Regions from separate parts of the Homo sapiens genome. Here all the other regions are linked to region 3. Evidence: chromatin loops called from intact Hi-C (ENCODE). Cell type or tissue: PC-9. All regions are shown on one strand. Each heading gives the region's core, and the rest is flanking DNA. Links, peaks and the distances in the headings are about the cores only.

Region 1 (6,067 bases), core at 906-4,905, 540 kb before region 3:
CCCGGTGTGATAGACCATCCAGACATCCAGACCCCTGGAACTGAAAGTACCTCCAGGTCAGGCCTCCTGAAGAGGCTTAGTGGTATCTCAGGCCATTCATCTATACTCAACCACCTTCTCTCTTCATTAAAAACAACATGCAGACAACAAGTCAAGAACACATTCTTCCTTGCTTTGGGGGACACGCCTATCATGTATCAATCTCTCACATGCAGCAGTTTCCCATTGTTGGTAGCCTGCCCCCACTCCCCATCCTCCAGGTGAGGATGGTGATCGGCTCTGCAGATGATAATCTAACTCTGAGCAGAACAGAAGCTATTCTTGTGAGTCCCAATCACTGGAAAAAAAGAGGTTGTAGAAAGCCCTGGCGCACTTTTGGGGAGCCTAAGGACCTTAACTGCTTTGGCTTTCAGTGCCCTGGCCCACATGTGGCTGAGAATCTCAGCAGACTCAGGACAGGGGAGACCATTCTGTTGGAAGGAACCTTGAGGACCTTATTATGGCAACCCCACTCTATTACTATGAATGCCCCCAGATACCAAGCATGGGCATCTCAGAGCATGGGATCTTGCCTGTTTTTCTCTTCCAGTTCCCAGGGCCTGGTATGGTGCCTGACATTGCTAGTCAATGGTAAAGAACAGTGTCCAGCCAGTTAAGTGATTTGCCCAAGATCACACAGCCAGTGTGAATGTGAAGCTAAGAGTCCTGCTCTGAGTTTAGAGTTTTCAGGGGAACCCACACAGGATGAGTGGCCGCTCTCTCAGACCTCCGTTGGGCTCTCTCCTGGGGTTCTCTACCGACTGATCTAACTGAAGAGGAGAATCCTTTATGGGCAAGCACAGCGGGTGGCCTTGCAGGGAGAATGGGGAGCAATGAGGAACACTGTGCGGCAGCACTTGTCCCTAGGGGGTTCATACCAGGGCTGCTGGACGAAAAGAAAAGGACCTGCCGGCTCACTGCAAATCTCACCAGGGTCGGTCAATCTGTGTGAGGGCAGCGGGCGAAGCCCCGGGTTTTGGCAACCCTCAGTAGTGGCCATGCCCTCACACTGGCCCCTGCTGTGCTGGGGCAGGAGATTTGGTTAGGGGCCACTTTGCCCAGCATGCTTACTTCATCTTCTTTGATGCGTGGTCCCCGGGGCAGGGCAGGCAGGGCACTAATTGTTCTTTATTAATAGAAGGTGACATTGGAATCTCAAGCCACTCACCAAGGCCCTAATTCCCAGAGAGAGAGAGAGAGAGAGAGAGAGAAAGCAAGCCACTCATACATAAACTAGTGAGTTTTTTTTTGAAAGAAAGGATCTCTCAGCCCGGATAAAGTCCAGAAGGGTGAAGATTTCTAGCCAAATAGTAGGCAAGCCTGACTTTTTGATTGTTTATTTAATCTAATTTGCTAAATTTGATTTCGCCTTGGATCTTCATGTTAGATCCAAGGAGCTTTAAGAACAGTAGAATTTAGATTCTTTTACTTCTCTGAAAATAACTAGAGAGTACAAATTTATTTTTAAGAAGAATAAAAGAATCCTTCTGAGCCACTTAGGTCTTTAGTTTGCAGATTAATGCTGCTACAAGTTGTTGTGGAGAAGGTCGCTTTTGTCTTGGTCCCAAAGGAGGGAAAAATTGCTTAGGCCCCCTTAGCCCGAAGAGTTTGTACCTCGCACCACTACAAACTGGATGCCTCTTAGTTAACATCTACTCCATCCTTTCTGGACTTTTCCCAGAGATACTATTCAATAGTATATATATTTTAAAGATCAGGTTAAAATTATCTATGGGAATTGGTTTGAAGATGCCTGACCAGAAATCAGGCCATCATTTAAAACAGTGCTTGCGAATCTGATGCCACTTTGTTCCAAAACTAGGGAAAGAAACCCTTCAGCAAATTAAACACGCGTTAAAATGTAAAAAAATAAAATAAATCCAGTTTTAACTCGTTATTTTAGCCTTCTTTGGATTTTGTCTTGCTATCTTTCATTAAATGTAAACATTAAATGTAAACAAGTCTCATAAAGGGTAAGGTTGATACTAAACTAAGTATAATTTACACAATATGTTTTCAAAATGTGCAGAAAACATGTTTGTGATTCAAAGAATCTCAGAGAAGATGTGAAACTTGGCAAAGGCCAGCTAGTGCTTGATAGGGCAAATGCCTTTTAATGAGAATGTCCCTAGTTTTGTTTATACCTCTGTGCAAATTAATCAGGCAAATATTTTAGAAAGAGACATGGAAAGTTTACCTGAAATGCTAGCTTGAAATAAAGCCCTCTAGGGATGAGAAGAAGATTTAGTTTAGGATAGGAAGCTCTTATTTGTGTAATTTAAACATTAATTGAGAGATTAAACTTTTGCCACTTCTCAAAATATCCTTTCCTTAAGCCCTTTCTTCCTATCCAAACTTTTAAGGCTCCTGGTGGTTAAATTAGCCTGGCACTGACCCCTAGTGGTCTTCCAGGGATCACTTCATTCTCAGAAGGTTACATACCTTCACAGCGACACTCACTTTAGGATGGGTGCCCATCGCATAAGTGACTGGAAATAAAATACTTAGATCTTCTCATTAACTTATAATACTGGATGTGAACTGACAGGTAGATATTTAAGACAGTTTTAAGAGTTATCATTTCATCTCATAATTCGGGGAGTGGGGGAATCCCCTACAGCTTTAGCAATAGGCCTTGGAGAAACAGTCATTTGCAAGTTTATATAATGCATGTGTAGTTAAACATAAATAATATCAGATAATGCACTGTTACTCTGTAGAAGAAATAGCTTTCTCTATTAAGTTGCATAATATGAGATAACAGTCACAGGAAAATCATATATAGTAATATCTGTTTAATAAAGACCCAACGAGCTATCTCCTTACATATTGGATTGTGTATTTTATGTGGAAACAGGGCCTATAACTGTATTTTACACACTAAAAGGCTCTGCTGAGTTTTTAATCAGCAATAATGGATATAGAATGCGTTTTAAGGGAAGCCATTTCATTAAATCTTACTACAATTATTTTTCATAAATTTCATTTTAAGAACTAATGATTATATAGTCAGGTTGGGAATCATATTCATTTCTATATATTACCTTGGTGTGGAGTGGGGGAAAGATGGCCAAGGGCATTATTTAAACACCAAGTCCTCTGTCCCAAGTGTGAAATTCAATTTGATGTATTGTTCAGGAAAGGTTACATGTTACATATGATAGGAAAGAAATCTGAGTTGAAGAACCCTCCGATGACTAACATGTGCCCCTTTGACTATTTTTTGTGGGTATATTTATAATCTGGTTATGAAATATGGCTGAGTTTACTGGAGATAAGTATAGTTTTATAGTAGGTCATAGAGATGCTGTTTCATCCATTTGAGGATATGAAAGTGCAATTCTGTAGAATATTTGAACTTGACATATCCCCACTGGGCCAAAATAGGATAAAATGTAATGCATACTCTTTCTGTTATCTCTGGACATATGGTAGCCTTTCTGGTGGAGTTTAGGAAGCCTATGTTTTACATTCGAATGTATATATCTGACTTGGATTCCACTTCAAGTTGATTTAATTTCGCATTAATACTCACTTGTAATTTACTGATGAACAAAGGGCCCAACATCTTGATTGAATGCTTCTTGAGCTCCTACCCCTGTGTTTGACTCAGGGAATCAATTCAAAGTTGAATATGGTATAGTCAGTTCCCTCAATGAACTCACCTGTTCTTTTGCCAAGTGTGTCCTCCTACTTATGCGTCTTATGGAAATACAAACAAAGGAGACATTTGTTTGTGTCTAGTCTTTTTACATTAGGAAGAATTTCTTGTTAAGTGAGTTTTATATGTGGCTGCCTTCTTGGGTGATGACTACAAAACTTCTGTATTTCTGTAAATATGCTGATTTGCTGAATATTTTTTAAAAAGTAATTCTAAACAGAGCCTAGCAGGCAGATAACATTGTATTAAGCAGAACATTTTATTAAGCAGATTGGAAGAGCTCACATTAAGGGATGCCTCCCTTTTTTAAGATTCAGGTTTCTTTCTCCCTGGAATGACATGATCAGGTTGGTTTTAGATTTTCTATTATAAAGCAGTACAAGGCAGGATGATCAGATCTAAATTTATATAACTATCTGAAGGAAGAATTTAAAGAAAAAAAATTACCATGCTCTTTAATTTGTGAAGTTGGCTGAAGTTGGTTGTGTAAATATTTCACAAAATGTTTTCATTTTACAATTGTATTTCCTATGCAGAGCCAGTAGATTCTTGGAAATGACCCTTTAAAAGTGTAGCTTTACATCCTGGGGATAATGACTTTCTGGCTGGTTTCAAAGACTGGGTTGTTTTGCCCTTGGTGCTAAGAAAGTCTTTGTAAGGGAAGAGAAAATGCCGCCCTCTCTCTGCCAGGCCAGCCAGGGGCACAGCTCACATCCCACTCACACACATCTGGAGCAAAAGGGACTAAGATCTGAGCCTAGAAATAAGCACCATCAGTATCTCTCAACTGTGAGCTGTGGGGAGCGCTTCAGGCGTGAACCGTGTGAAGGGAAGTCTGGGCTCATTCTCTTTCAGAAATATTTATTAAAATCACTCCAGGGGAAAAATATTTTCTTTCTGGTATAGCCCTGTGTTAACCAGTCATAGCTAAAAGCTGAAACAAATAATATTCTTATGTTTACATAAGAAATTCACAAATTTTGAATTTCTAACTTCTCCTCCTTTTTCAGCCTTTTCTAACTTTTTCCTGACTGACGGAGCTCTAGGAATATGAGAAAAGGCTAACCCTTAGAATTGACCTAGATGCTTCCTTAGTTGGTGGGCTCTCAGAAACTTTCAGACTTGAGGGAGTAGTAATACTTGTTTCTCTACGTCTCATGACAAAAAGCAATACCTTCAGACAGTGTGTCTCATTCCAGAAATATAGACAAAAGGTAGAGTCTTAAAACACTGTGAGTGTGGGCAGTGGGGAGCTGGTACAAATAACTATATTAGAAAAGGGTTTCTTCTTCTCACTCTCGTAGGTCTCTCTCACTCCCACCTTACTACTTAGGGTTTGTTCATATTCTCAAATTCTTCTAGCAACCATTAAACAAAAGAGAGGATTTAACCAATATTTTTCTATTGCATAAACTTTGGTTGTGTCTACATTAACAGAAGAGTTCAGCTTACTTTAGCAATTATCTTCTTTCTTTTTGTCTAGATACTACTCATAATTGGGTTGACAACCTTTTTCACTGCTGCTTTATTACCATAGCAGTGTCATACAGCCTGCCATCATGTCAGCTAATGCAAGAATTTCCACTGAGCAGTTGTTTGTTCACTGTTACTGCAACAGGTTGTAATGAGAATGAGGCAGACCACTTGGACCGGGACCAGCAGCCTTATCCACCCTCGCAGAAGACCAAGCGCATGCGAACCTCTTTCAAGCATCACCAGCTCCGGACCATGAAATCCTACTTTGCCATCAACCACAACCCGGATGCCAAGGACCTCAAGCAGCTTGCCCAGAAAACAGGTCTGACCAAAAGAGTTTTGCAGGTAAGACACATGCATCATTGACTGTGCATACATTTCCCTTCCCCTTCCCAGTAAAAATAGTGCTCTTCCCTGGTTAGAGTGACGCAGATATTTCCTATATTGCTTCTTACTAGTTTATCTTAGCTATCTCCCTAGAGGGTGTTCTGAGATTTTGCAGGGGCTTCCTGGAGGGTTCCCAAACAGAGACCCAGGGTCTTTTTAAATACAGCCACATTCTCTCTACATATGTGGAGATGGGCCCTCCAAAGGCAGCACAGCTTGTCTCACTGCTGTGCAAATGCGAGTGATGTTATTTGCACAGGCCGTGGCTTTATCGATTTCCATTAATATTATGCTCAGTGCACGGACTTGAGAGGGACCTGTTGGCACTGCCTTAACTCGGCAAACTTTTGGCAGCCTCACTCACCTTCCAAATTCAGGTGGAACCTTTTTTCCACTCCTGAAAAGCCAAAAGTATGGTTAGTGTTTCAGCAACCAATTGGAGCAAGTATTTTCCTGCCTTAACAAACCATAATTAGAAACAAAATATTGGAAGTTAGTTCTGCT
Region 2 (6,067 bases), core at 906-4,905, 190 kb before region 3:
ATGTGTCTATATCTGTATAAATTTATGTCTACATATGGTATGTATATGTAGGTGTGTTGTATAGAATTATTTTTTTAAGAGCAATGTTACAGATAAAATATCACTTGGGTTTTCCTTGATACTTAAGTAGTTTGAAGTCGAAGCAGTATAGAACTTAGAGATTTTAGGAAATTGAACACTTTATACCGTGAAATGACCATTATTTAATTCTGTGAGCATAAATAAAAGGTGATGTACGAACTTTGAACTCTGTTTGCTTGGAAAAAATTGAAGATAATTTTGAAGGAGCTTATTGCTCCTTACATTTGAAGATGATAATGATATAAAGCTCCCTTTTGTAAACCATGTAATACCATCGTGAGCAGTAATTTTGGTAACTGTAGACACTTAAGTAAAGATAAGGGATACAGACACCATTATGCTAAGCATCTTAATTTCTCTCCTTTAGATTTCAATTGAGATACTTTTACTGTTCTGCTGTGTTTTCTTTGTTCATTATGAAAATTAAAATATCTCTTCAACTCTCTTAGTGTTGTCTAGTATAACATAGCAAGAAAATTTATTAAAGAGGGAAATATTTCTGTTTATCTTTGTGACCTTCTATTTCTCCTCGAAGACTGACTGACTGTTCTTTTTAATCTCACTTTATCTATCACTAGTACTCTGATGCAATAGAGAAAACATTTTAAGTATTTCCAAGTATTTTCTTATCAGTTTTAGTAATGTGGAAACTTCTCTTAAGAATTATTCACATGGCAGCAATGCAGGGACCATTCTTTTTAGTAATTCTGATGCATTCATGTGTTTTTATTGTTGATCTTTTAGTTTTTTAATATTCTAAATAAGTTGCCTTGATATTGATGTACCAGTTTTCAGGAGGCAACTGTTTTGGGGAAGTTTTGTGACTTTATGGGTACTTAGTTTTCTTGTTTGCTAAATAATTTAAGAGGTTTTTTTCCCTCAAGGTGTAATTGCTCATGAAAAATATTTTCTGTTTCACATTTTCTACCCTAAGATGAAATATATTTTTGGCTTGCATTAATAACTTGCACCATTTTAACTTTTGGGAATGAATTGATTATATTTATATTCTATTATAATCTAAAAACAGCTTAGCACTCTTAATAGATTTTCCAACATTACAGGAAAAGACAAAGACTAGTAGACCTTGGATAAGAAGATAAAATGAGATGCTAGTGATAAGTATTCTCAGTGATCTCATGACTGTCAGGCCCATCCTACTTTACACCTTCTAATGCAACTTAAGATATCTGAATTGTATTCATTGTGCCAAAAGAGAAAATACTTATGCACTGTAAATTAGTGTTACATACCAAAATTTTAATTTTATATAATTTCCCACAATTATGTATAGCAAATATTTGTGAAGTTTAGTTTGTTGATACCTCATTATGCCTTCCAAAGAAAAATGTTTCCATAGAAAGATTAATAAATGATAAAAATCACACTTAGAACTGTCCATTATACTTCCAGAAGCATCCTATCTTTTTCATCACCCAGTCTCTGTGAATTTAATTCTTTGAAATAACCACGACAAAATATAGTCTTATAAAATTGCATTATAATTACAATGCTGTGTTTGAGAACTTAACATCCCCTCTGATGGTAAATGTTTGACCTAATTACAAACTTATAACAAAGAATTCTAACTGCTTGTCATCTCATGTTAAGACCTTTTATAGTATTAAATGGACCAATAGGGATCTCTGAGGTTTTTTTGTTGTTGCTTTGTTTTTACTAATTGGATATATGAAGGATAAGGCATACCAAGAAACTATTATTTTTAAGTATGAAATGTGCCAAACAGACATTTATTATTTCTGTTTTATTTGAAACTAAGACTGTAGACCCACAGATTATATTTTAGAAGTGGTGGAGACGTCATAGATCATCTCCAAACTCTGTTTATAATAGAGTGAGGAAGCTGAGACCCATCAAGGTTAAATGGCTTGTTCAAGGTCACACAACCAGTTACTGTCAAACCTTATAATCAGGTCTATTATTATAAGATGGATATGGATTGTGTTAGTGGCACATTTAAACATTTGACAACACTCCAAGCAGGAAATGCTTCCTTATATTTAACATAAATCACTTACTTCCTCTTACTAGATACTTGGAAGAAATGGAGAGCAGCTGGTGCCTGTAATTCTAGTTCTCTTATGACTTCATTATTTCTCATCATTTAATTAACATTTTTCCTAATCCTCTTCAAAAACACCTTGCACACCAGGATTGCATTTTTTTGTTTGTTTGTTTTTTATTTTTTTAACCACAGCAGTACATTTCTAAAGGATGCTTAGTGTATGATTCCCTGGGTTGGCTACACAATTGCAAGTCCCTTTGTTAAAAATTAAAAATTTTTAAGATGGCAGTAACAGAGCTTTAAACCCCAAGTGCCAGACCTGCATAACACAGGTTTCCTGCCCATGAAGCTGACCCTGATAGTTCCAGATATTTTGCCTGAAATTTTCTTTTTTAAAGATTAACATGTCAAACTTTATGCTTAAATGTTTTGATATGCCACAGAGAATAGTAATTTTTTTGTAAAATAAGATCATTTTCTATCTTTCTCTGTTGATGAGGTTATGCTGGGTAATATCACTGAAGCTCTTCCTGAGATTTCTTGAGGAAGAATATTAGAATTATATAACTCAGAAATAAGCAGTGTATATTCTACTTGGAGTTGTAATGTCTAGAATGCAGGAACCAAGTTACTCAATGGAGTTCAAAAATGATACTTAGATATTCACTGTCCACTATATAATTGGATTTGGTCTTGGTCATTTAATTTGTAGTGGGATGTTTGGAGATGAATAATTTTAAAAAGAGTGTGTCTATTAAGATGTGACTATTTTCCCAAAATCTTTGAAAGGAGACAGCTTGGATCAGCTATAGCCCTTTTTATATTAATATAAATCACTTAGGTGGTGACGCAGATGGGTTTTACCAGATATGCTGAATTTCACCTAAGTGAAATGATGGTAATCTTCTTACACATAAGTCAGAAATAATATAATCTGATGTTTGTATATACATACTTTTATATGTAAATTGATTAGCTTTTTGTCACATCTGATTTTTCTGTTTGAATAATATCCAGTATTTATTTGAATAATTTTGATAAAAGTGGAAAAGTTACTTTTAAAGTAAATAGTATTTGAAGATTTGCATAGGGAAAAGACTAGCCTACTTAAAAAAAAAAAAGACTAAACAAAATTATGTCCAAGTGATCAGGTATATCTGGGTGTTTATTTTTGCCTGCCCATAAATTTTCAGATACTTTATTTTCAACTATAAAAAAGTTGCAATTCTATTTCATAGCATAAATATTGTAAAAGCGCCCTGTCACATATTCTTTCATTTTCTTATAAATATTTATATTGATACCAACTTTTAGATGGATTGGTTACATTATTTATTGCTATATTAAAAACTTACTATATAACAAATATATGTACATTTTTACTTTTTACACGTTGGCATTAGATTTTTTTTTTTTTAATCAGAGCTAAACATTTATATAGGGCTGCCTTTTTTCAAGGGAAACAGGATTTTCAAACAATAATGCTCTTTGGCTAGATAATTAACTTTTAAAAAGATATGTGTTTATTAGAATAAATTTTAAGAGAAGATTGTCCTTTCTTTTTTTAAATTCTTTGGCTTTATGGAAGTTCCTGCTTTGTAGTGCTAATATACATTTTACCCATAGTAAAAAGAATTCGAATTTTCATTGCCTTTTTGCTGTTCATCCTCTTTTAAGAGATAGCCAACAGTGCCACCATCAGAACAGACAGGCTTTTCTCATTTTAAGTGTTGGTTTTCTCAAAAAACAAAAAAAAACAAACCCCCAAAACCCTATACTTAAGGAATGGTTTAAAAACCACATATGTTTAAACACACACATTAAAAATAATGAGAGATACTAATGGCATAATGAAACTGCCTTTATTTTGTGAAAAAGTCAAATTCATGTCATTCTTTAAAGGCCTATAACGAATTTGGATACTTAACTCTTAGACCAGGTCATTCTGAGTAGTAGTATATTGAATTCAGCTTCTTGTCATCAGGTTTAACTTGTAAGTTACAGTCTCAAAGAATACAAAAACATGAAAATAATCAGATTATCTTGGTCCGGTAACGTCTTCCCTATTGTGCAATTTGGGGGCAATTTTTAAATTATGCCTTTTCTTTTAGATTTGATTTCTTTTTTATAATGGTATTTAAAAAGTAAACTGCCAACTACATTATAATTATGATGATTTCAAAATCCGTATTAAAGCATAAAAATTTGTTTTCATGGTCTGATACACACATGATATGTTATATTTATTTTTGAATGAAAAGAAACCTGGTCCCCATCTTCCTGTTGACATCAAACAGTCCTCTGATATGCTAATCCAGCATCAGGGAGAGCACATATACAGGGTTTATTTGGACTCATTCCAAGTCTGAAAGAAAATTATGTGTAAAGAACTGATTTTGTAGCATTGCCCCCTTTGAATGAAAACTGATGTTGACACAGTCTGCAATTAAAAAGACTTAGTATTGAAACATGATATGGGAGGTTTCTAACATTTTAGTAAGACCCTGATTTGCTTTTTAATTACCTGGTCATCTAATTGTTATTTATTCTTTGGGATGTAATGTTACTGATATAATAACTATTGAAATTGCTAATAAATTTATTTCTGTAATATGTGTTATAAGAAAGATTAAACTAAGATTATTAGCTTTTCCTTAAAGATTTATCTTTTGGTACATACCTTGAGTACATATGAGACAGTAGATATAATTTTTTGCTAAGTATGAAGTAAGGATATCAGCAGATTTCCTTGTACTGTTTTTCCATTCAGCCTGCCCTCAGCTGGTCACAGGTGTAAAAACTGAAAGGTAGCTGTTTTAGAATTTTCTCAAGTATAGTTCCTCCATATTCAATAACAAAAAATCAATTTAGTTGGACTTCTCAAAATGTCTTTGGATAAATTGCATTAAAGTACATATTTAAATTTTAATACCTATATATATTTTAAAACAGTTAAAATTATTAGAAAATTTTATGGAAACCTATTACAATGCAATATTCATGTTGGTCATTTATAGGTATTGTTAAATGGGAAACCAGTTGCATTTTGTTTTTGAAAAATAATTTTTATGTGTTGAATCTTTGTAAGTCTTATGAAGCTAAGAACTTTGTCCTTGAAGTAGTATATTATTAGTATAGTCTTCTAGCAGATTTATTGTAGAAAAAATGAGCATAAATAAGTACCTCTGGTTTTACAATTATTGTAGTATTTGCCCTCTTATGTGCCAGGACCCCTCTCCTAAGTAGCCTATTGGTGCTGTCAGCTTTTTGCCTGGGCATTCCTGTAAGGTTTTTCTTCCATGGAGTTTAGTTTCATTCATTCAAAGCAAAGTACAAGTTTGACTTGCATTGTGCAGTAGAAATATTCATGAAAACTTTCTACATAAATTCCTTTTATTTGTTTAATTTTTAATAAATTATGATATTTCAAATCACCAGGGTGGTTCAATATTTAAAAGGAATTCTGTAGTGAAACCTTCTGCCAGGAGAAGAATTGTCTTTTAATGAACATAATTACCTACTGGTATCTAGACTTTTTTATTCTGGCTCTTCTTAAAATCAAATTTGACATCTTCCTTTTAAGACAAGAAATTGTTTTATATAGATGTTAATTTTTTGAAATAGTGGGACATCACAAAAAGGTACTGTTACACAGTTTCCGCTAACCTTAGTTATAATAGGAAAAAAACTTAAGCCATTATGTCAGATAAAATTATTGGAATAATTTCAGTATAAAGATCATATGCTTTTTAGTTGATAATGGTAGATAAAATTAGCTGTTTTTCTGACTTACGGATTTTTGCTTACCAGAATCCAGTCTTGAGAAATTTTAGTTTTTATAGTTCTTATTTTTAATTTTCAAAAAGCATTTTAAGAAGCAAAAGAGGCTAATTCCTGAAAGAACTGTTTGGAAGTATTTTGTTCAGCTTTGCAGTGCATTGGAACACATGCATTCTCGAA
Region 3 (6,067 bases), core at 1,424-5,423:
TAAGTCACGACATGATCATTGTGAGTCTAAGTCAGCACTTAATAATGAATGACAATAGAATCAAAGAGAATATGAGTAATTGCACAAAGGAATCATTTGTATTTACATGTTCTGTGAAATATTTATTTTAGTTAAATGTGTGCTATGCTTCTTTGAATCTATCTACTGGATCACTATGTAAAATATTTCTTAGTGCTCACTGCCAAAATAATTGAAAACTACTGACTCAAAGGCTAATCAAAATTTTCAATATGATATCTAAGATGAAAGAAACTTTCCAACAGATAAAGAAATAAATACCAAGTAGGTAGACAAATTGAATAACATAAATGTACTGAAAGCAATAATAAATAGTAGTTCAACATTTTTCTCAGTATTAAGGAACTGTCACTGAGCATTGCTCAGTAGGTATTGCTAGAAATGAATGCATTTCCCCCCAATTGCTGACTCAGAAATGCATCATGATTTTGCCCTTGGGTGGTGCACTGATGGTATTCTTACTTCCAGTGTAAGTTGCAGAGTGAGCAAAAAAGAATCTAGAAAAAAAATGCTTTTTTGCAATAATAAAATATGTCACTGAATGCATGGGTGTCAGAACACTCCCACATATTTTTAGTTCTTATCCAGTTGTCCCTAATGAGGAACAAGTAAACAGAATTAGAATTCAAAAGATCTGGATTTGGTATGACCTCTGCAATTCTACCAGATGGTACAACTCCAAGGGACACCATTCGCATAGAACACAATGTACAGGGAATACATTTTGCAGTACAGGCCCTGAGGCCACTGTTCCTCTGCCACTGCCACAACTGTGGAAGCAATGGTTCTGAACCTTCATTTCATCATCTGGAAATATGTGAACTGAGTTTGTCTTGTTCATATTCATTAAGTATAATGGGCCATGTTGGCTCATGAAGAAAGAGTAATCACTCTTGGAAGCTTTACAATTCTCCTTTTCATTATGTTTCTTCCCTGTCTCTGGTGCAGTTTTAGGTTCATAGCAAAATTGAGAGAAATGTGCAGAGATTTCCCATGTGCCTGTTACCCACACACAAGCATAGCCTTCAGCATTATCTCCCATCAGAGTGACACATTTGTTATAATTTATGAACTACATTGACACACCTTTATCACGAAAAGTCCATAATATGTGTAAGAGTTTATCTTGGTGTTGACTATTCTATGAGTTTGGACAAATACATAATGACAGGTATCCACCGTTGTAGTATCATACACAATAGTTTCACTGCCCTAAAATCCTCTGTGCTCTGCCTATTCATTCCCTCCCTGCCCCAATCCCTGACAACTACTGATCTTTTTGTCGTCCATAGTTTGCTTTTTCTACAGAATGTCATATAGTAGGAATCATACATAGCCTTTTCAGATAGGCTCCTATCACTTAGTAATGTATTTCAGTTTCTTCTATGTCTTTTTATGGCTTGATAGCTCACTTCTTTTTAGTGCAGAGTAATATTCCATTGTCTGGATGTATTTTTTGAAAAATAGTATGTTAATTTTATTCAAAATGACAATTTTTGACTCAGATTTTTTTAGAACAGCTTTATATTTGCAGAAAAAATGTAAAGATAGTACAGGAAGGTCTCATATATCTCATACTCTGTGTCTCCTATTATCAACATCATATATTGGTATGGTACATTTGTCACAATTAATGAATGAATATTGCTACATTATTAAGTAAAGTCCTTGTTTTATTCAGATTTCCTTGGTTTTTAACTTACTGCTTTTTTTCTTTTCTGGGATCCTATCCAGATTGTCATATATAGGTTAACTGTCATGTTTTCTTAGGTTCCACTTGACTGTGACAATTTTTGATGACTATGAAAATTTTGAGATGTAGTTGCATTTAAAAAAATAAGTATATTTAAATCTGTTTTTTTTTTTTACATAGTAATGGGGTCTTGATGTACTGCCTTAGACTGGCCTCAAACTCCTGAGCTTAAGCAATCCTCCTGCCTCACCCTTCTGAGTAGCTAGGACCAAAGGCATGTGCCATCATGCCTAGCTAAGGAGTACTGGTATCTTGTCCAATGTACCTCAGTTGGGATTTGCCTGATATCATGGTTAGGTTGGGTTTATGAGTTTTGGGGAGGAAGACCATAGCCATAAAGTACAATCAAAATGACTTATCACTATTAATGTTAACCTTGATCACCTGGCTGAGGTGTGTTTGTCAAGTTTGTCTATGGTAAAGTTATTCCTCCCCACTTTTTCTGAATTGTGCCGTTTAGAAGGAAGTCACCGTATGACTTACATGGAGTGAGGAGTTATGCTCCACCTTCTTGGGTGGGGTGACTTTTCTGCATAATTTGGGATTCTTTGGACAAAAGATGTGTCTAATCTCCCCCCATTTTCTTATTTAATCAATTGTTTTTATTAGCAGGAACTCCTGAATATTTATTTTAGACTTTGGATTTCATAAAGTTTTTAGGTTATGGAAAACTCCCTTGATTTTATTTAGATCTCTTATCTTACCAGCTCAGCTCTTGCCACTTCTTACCACATACTCAAAATTCTAGGCACAGGAAACACTTCTCTGTTTGCAGACATGCCACTCAGACATCTCTCTGTCTTCACACACTATTTCTTCACCTGGAATTCCCTTTTCCATATACTGTAGTTGAATTCATGTCAGTTCTTTGAGATCTAGCTCATATAACTGCCTGGAAATTAGACTTTATTTTCCCTTCCTTGGAAGTTTATGTATATACCTTTATAGTAGTATTTATCACATTATCTAATATTTGTTTGCTTGTTTATCTTCCTCACTATATTGTGAAGTCATTGTGATACAGGCTATTCCTTACTCTATTCTCCAGTAGCTAGCTCTCTGCCTAAGCAAGTTCTTGACAATATACAATATTTGAATGGATGGACAAGAAATAGAATTTCGCTAGTTAATGAAGCTGATTTTAGAAGGACTCTCTTGAGTCCTTTCTTTAGAAAAATGACATCGTGGTTCTGCTGTTAATACAATATACAATTTGAGTTGTTTTTATCTTCTTATAATGATGTGTTTATTCTGATCATGTAGACTTCCATATGCAGTAATCTTTTAAGATCAGGCATTTGTGAGATGGCTGTCCAGAGTGAAGAATGCAGTTCCTAGCCAAAGAGCAGCCTTTCCCTCTGTGAGGAGAACATATCCCCCAAGGCAGGAATGGAAACCAGAGTGACCTTGGCCTCATTAGTAGACTGCCTTAACCAGCTGAGCTAACCAGCCAGACTACAAAGATGGCAGGAAAGAAATCTAACAAACATAGACATTCACTTTGTAACATATAAAGTACAGTCTGTATTGACACACACAAACTGGCTTGACTGTTTTGACTGTCAAGTAGTCAAGAAAATATTTAAGTCAGTCAAAAAGCAGTCAAGTTGCCCAACAAGCATGTCTGACTTTCTTTTTTTCTCTGACTAGATTTTGAGTGCTGATTTGACTGGTTTGTGTTTGTAGAAACAGTCACATTTTCCTTGCCAAAAGAGAATGCTTTTTTTCACTGAGACTTAATGAAATAACTGTTACATCATATAAATTCATTTCCTTAAGCATATGTGTCAGACTATCAAATCAGTTAAGGAAAAGTCTCATCTTTTTTTCTCTTTGAAATTATGGATGGGCTAGTTTGGTTCCAAATTAAGTGAATTCATAGTGCCATCTAGTGCTTCAAAACAGAATTATCGGAGCAACTGTGGAGATACCTTAAATCAGGCATTGGCTTTAACACATTATCTTCAATTCTATGTTTAAAAGAGTCACCTAGCTGATCCAGGCTAGCATTTTCTTTTTTGGATTATTACAAGTTGATTGGGTATTGAAGTTTTATCACATTTACTGATGTGAGAAGTCATTGATTAAAGTATAGCTTGAAAAGAACCCCCAAAACATAACCAAAAACATATATCCCTTTTATTTTTAAGAGTATTAAGGATGAAACTAACCCACAAATAAAACCAAACGGTGCTTCATAAGATAGATGATGAAAATCACAACCATATATAAATTAAATCTCCTCCCACCCAAACAAGATGAAGTAAAACAGAGGATCGATGTGATTTTATTTCATGTGCTTTTGAAATATACGTTCTCAGAGAGGCTTTAGAACCGAGATACAAAGAGGAAAATGTTCACTGAAGAGAATAAACAACACATAGATGAGAGAATTGTTTCCACCTCAAGTAAACAAACAAACCTCTATTTTCCAAACAGTTTCTGCCTTGATTGCCGTCCATTCCTTTATAAAATGGTGGCAATATTTTCAGAACTTTATGTAAAATTTATGAGGGAAACAGGCATAGTTAAGACACTCTTGATTTGGAACCATTGCTGATCAAGGGACAAAATGTGACATATTTACATATTTTTCTTCAGAATTGAAATAGAATAATGTTTTCTATTTCTCTGCACATTAAAATTTTAAAAGCCCTTGCATGTGTTATTTCATCTCCCAACCACACTGTGCAGTATCATTAGCCTCATTTTAGAGTGGGTAGCCGAATTAGCATTCAAACCCTGTCTCATACCCTCCAATGCACTGACAAAGCTACATGTGCCTTTGCCTTTTTTTTTCCTTAGGGGTTTTTGAGAGCTTAGATCTGAAACAGTAAGAAGAGGAGTAGGGTTAGGAAGTGAGTGTAAGGGGAGGAAGAATTAAATGCATACATAGGGAGAGAGGGTCACTCACACTGCCTGCAAGAGAGGCAAGCAGGGAAAGCCTTATGCAAAGTTTCATACAGAGCGTCATCACCCATGGTGTCAGAGTTATCTAGAGAATGGGACAATAATTACGACTGTTGTAAACAATCCAGCCTTAATGAAATATCCTTAAATACAATATTCAGAAGTATCAAACACTAAATGAGAATTCCTAAAGAGTGGATGAAAATTCAGTACAGAGATCCATTAACGTATTGAGTAGCTTTATATCAATTGCTGCTAGTCATATGTAATCAATTTCTTTTTCCTACCCATTCTTGTTCATTTCAGATAATTCACTTTGGTTTTGATGTTACTAGAGATGCAAAGTTGTATTTTATAAATATTTTTCAGTTAAAAATTGTTTCATAGTATAGGTTTTAAAATGTGATAATAAAGCTTCATTTTGAATAGAGTTTTGCTTTAATCATTGTAGATCAGCCTTAATGTACTCAATTAAAAGTAGTTTTCTCATTATCATAAATGTTCTAATATGCATTTCCACCTATCCCTAATTGCCTATCCTAGGGGAAAGTCCTTTGCCATTGCAGCACTAAGTCACCGTAAATGAAAAAGCATGCTTAAATACTAAAATATTTATGATCTAGTCTACTTGCATTATCAACTCATCACAACTTATTGGTAAGCAATTGCAGTGCCTCTTGGCTAAAAAAGCAATGCCAGAAGTGGTAAGGCTCATGCTGACAGCTGTGTCTGGGCTGTTGCTAGCTACTTCAGTACTCTTTGCCCTTGGCAAAGAACTTAGCGAGAGAACAATAAAACATATTGTTGTAAAACAGTAAAAGGTACCCAGTTTGCCAGTTTGCATATTTCTCTGCAGCTACCCATGATACAGGTAGCTATGGGCAGAGCTTGCAGCTTTGCCAGACTTGCTGGCTTTGAACAAAAGTATTTTGTTTCAGGCCATTCTATTGGGTGGGTTCCTGTGGGTATTTTGAGGAAGACTAGGGAAAGAGGTGTTTGTGTGTTTGTGTGTGTGTGTGTGTGTTTTACTTTGTTTTTACTGTTTTTTAACAACAAATCATGAATTAATTTACCCCATACGAAACCTAAACAAAGGAAAAAAGCCTTTGGGAATCATCTTTGAAAAGAGCTGGCAGCCAGGAGAAAGAAAGAAGTTTGCTACAGCAGTTAGGAGAACATATTTGTTTGACTGAATTTATTTTTTATCATCCACTGTAAGCTTTCATTTGACTTAGCTGTTGTGCTTTGTGCCACAAAGCTAGGTCTGTCCATGTCATGGAGGCCCTCCTTCCTGGAATCTCAGTCCACCAGCACAGTATAAACTTCCATTTACAGTGAACGCGTGGAATACCTTGGCTGTGCTGG

The links. A loop is a pair of places that touch in the nucleus more often than their neighbours do. Peaks named below come from ENCODE experiments on the same cell type or tissue, not always from the same donor. Only the 100,000 strongest peaks of a DNase experiment are listed, where the experiment ranks them.
Region 1: a loop joins it to region 3, with 7 times the contacts of the local background. A loop is called at or near these places in 26 of 110 quality-filtered maps.
Region 2: it touches region 3 in a loop (3-fold over the local background); 6 of 110 quality-filtered maps call a loop at or near these places.

What each region holds. Positions count from the first base shown.
Region 1 is chr1:197,922,273-197,928,339 of GRCh38, forward strand. It overlaps LHX9 (LIM homeobox 9), which reads left to right. Exons shown (of 5, transcript NM_020204.3): 4 at 5,319-5,521. Among named protein-coding and RNA genes, the nearest start is that of LHX9, 7.9 kb to the left of the region's middle. In PC-9, for the core only: CTCF peaks have their summits at 2,465 (motif pointing left) and 2,669; no DNase peak of the experiment used is centred there.
Region 2 is chr1:198,271,988-198,278,054 of GRCh38, forward strand. It overlaps NEK7 (NIMA related kinase 7), which reads left to right. Exons shown (of 10, transcript NM_133494.3): 6 at 5,974-6,067. Among named protein-coding and RNA genes, the nearest start is that of NEK7, 120 kb to the left of the region's middle. In PC-9, for the core only: no CTCF peak of the experiment used is centred there; no DNase peak of the experiment used is centred there.
Region 3 is chr1:198,462,074-198,468,140 of GRCh38, forward strand. All of the region lies in intron 1 of LOC105371677 (a long non-coding RNA gene), which reads right to left. Among named protein-coding and RNA genes, the nearest start is that of ATP6V1G3, 76 kb to the right of the region's middle. In PC-9, for the core only: CTCF peaks have their summits at 3,670 (motif pointing left) and 3,871; a DNase peak (open chromatin) is centred at 3,448; H3K27ac peaks cover 501 bases.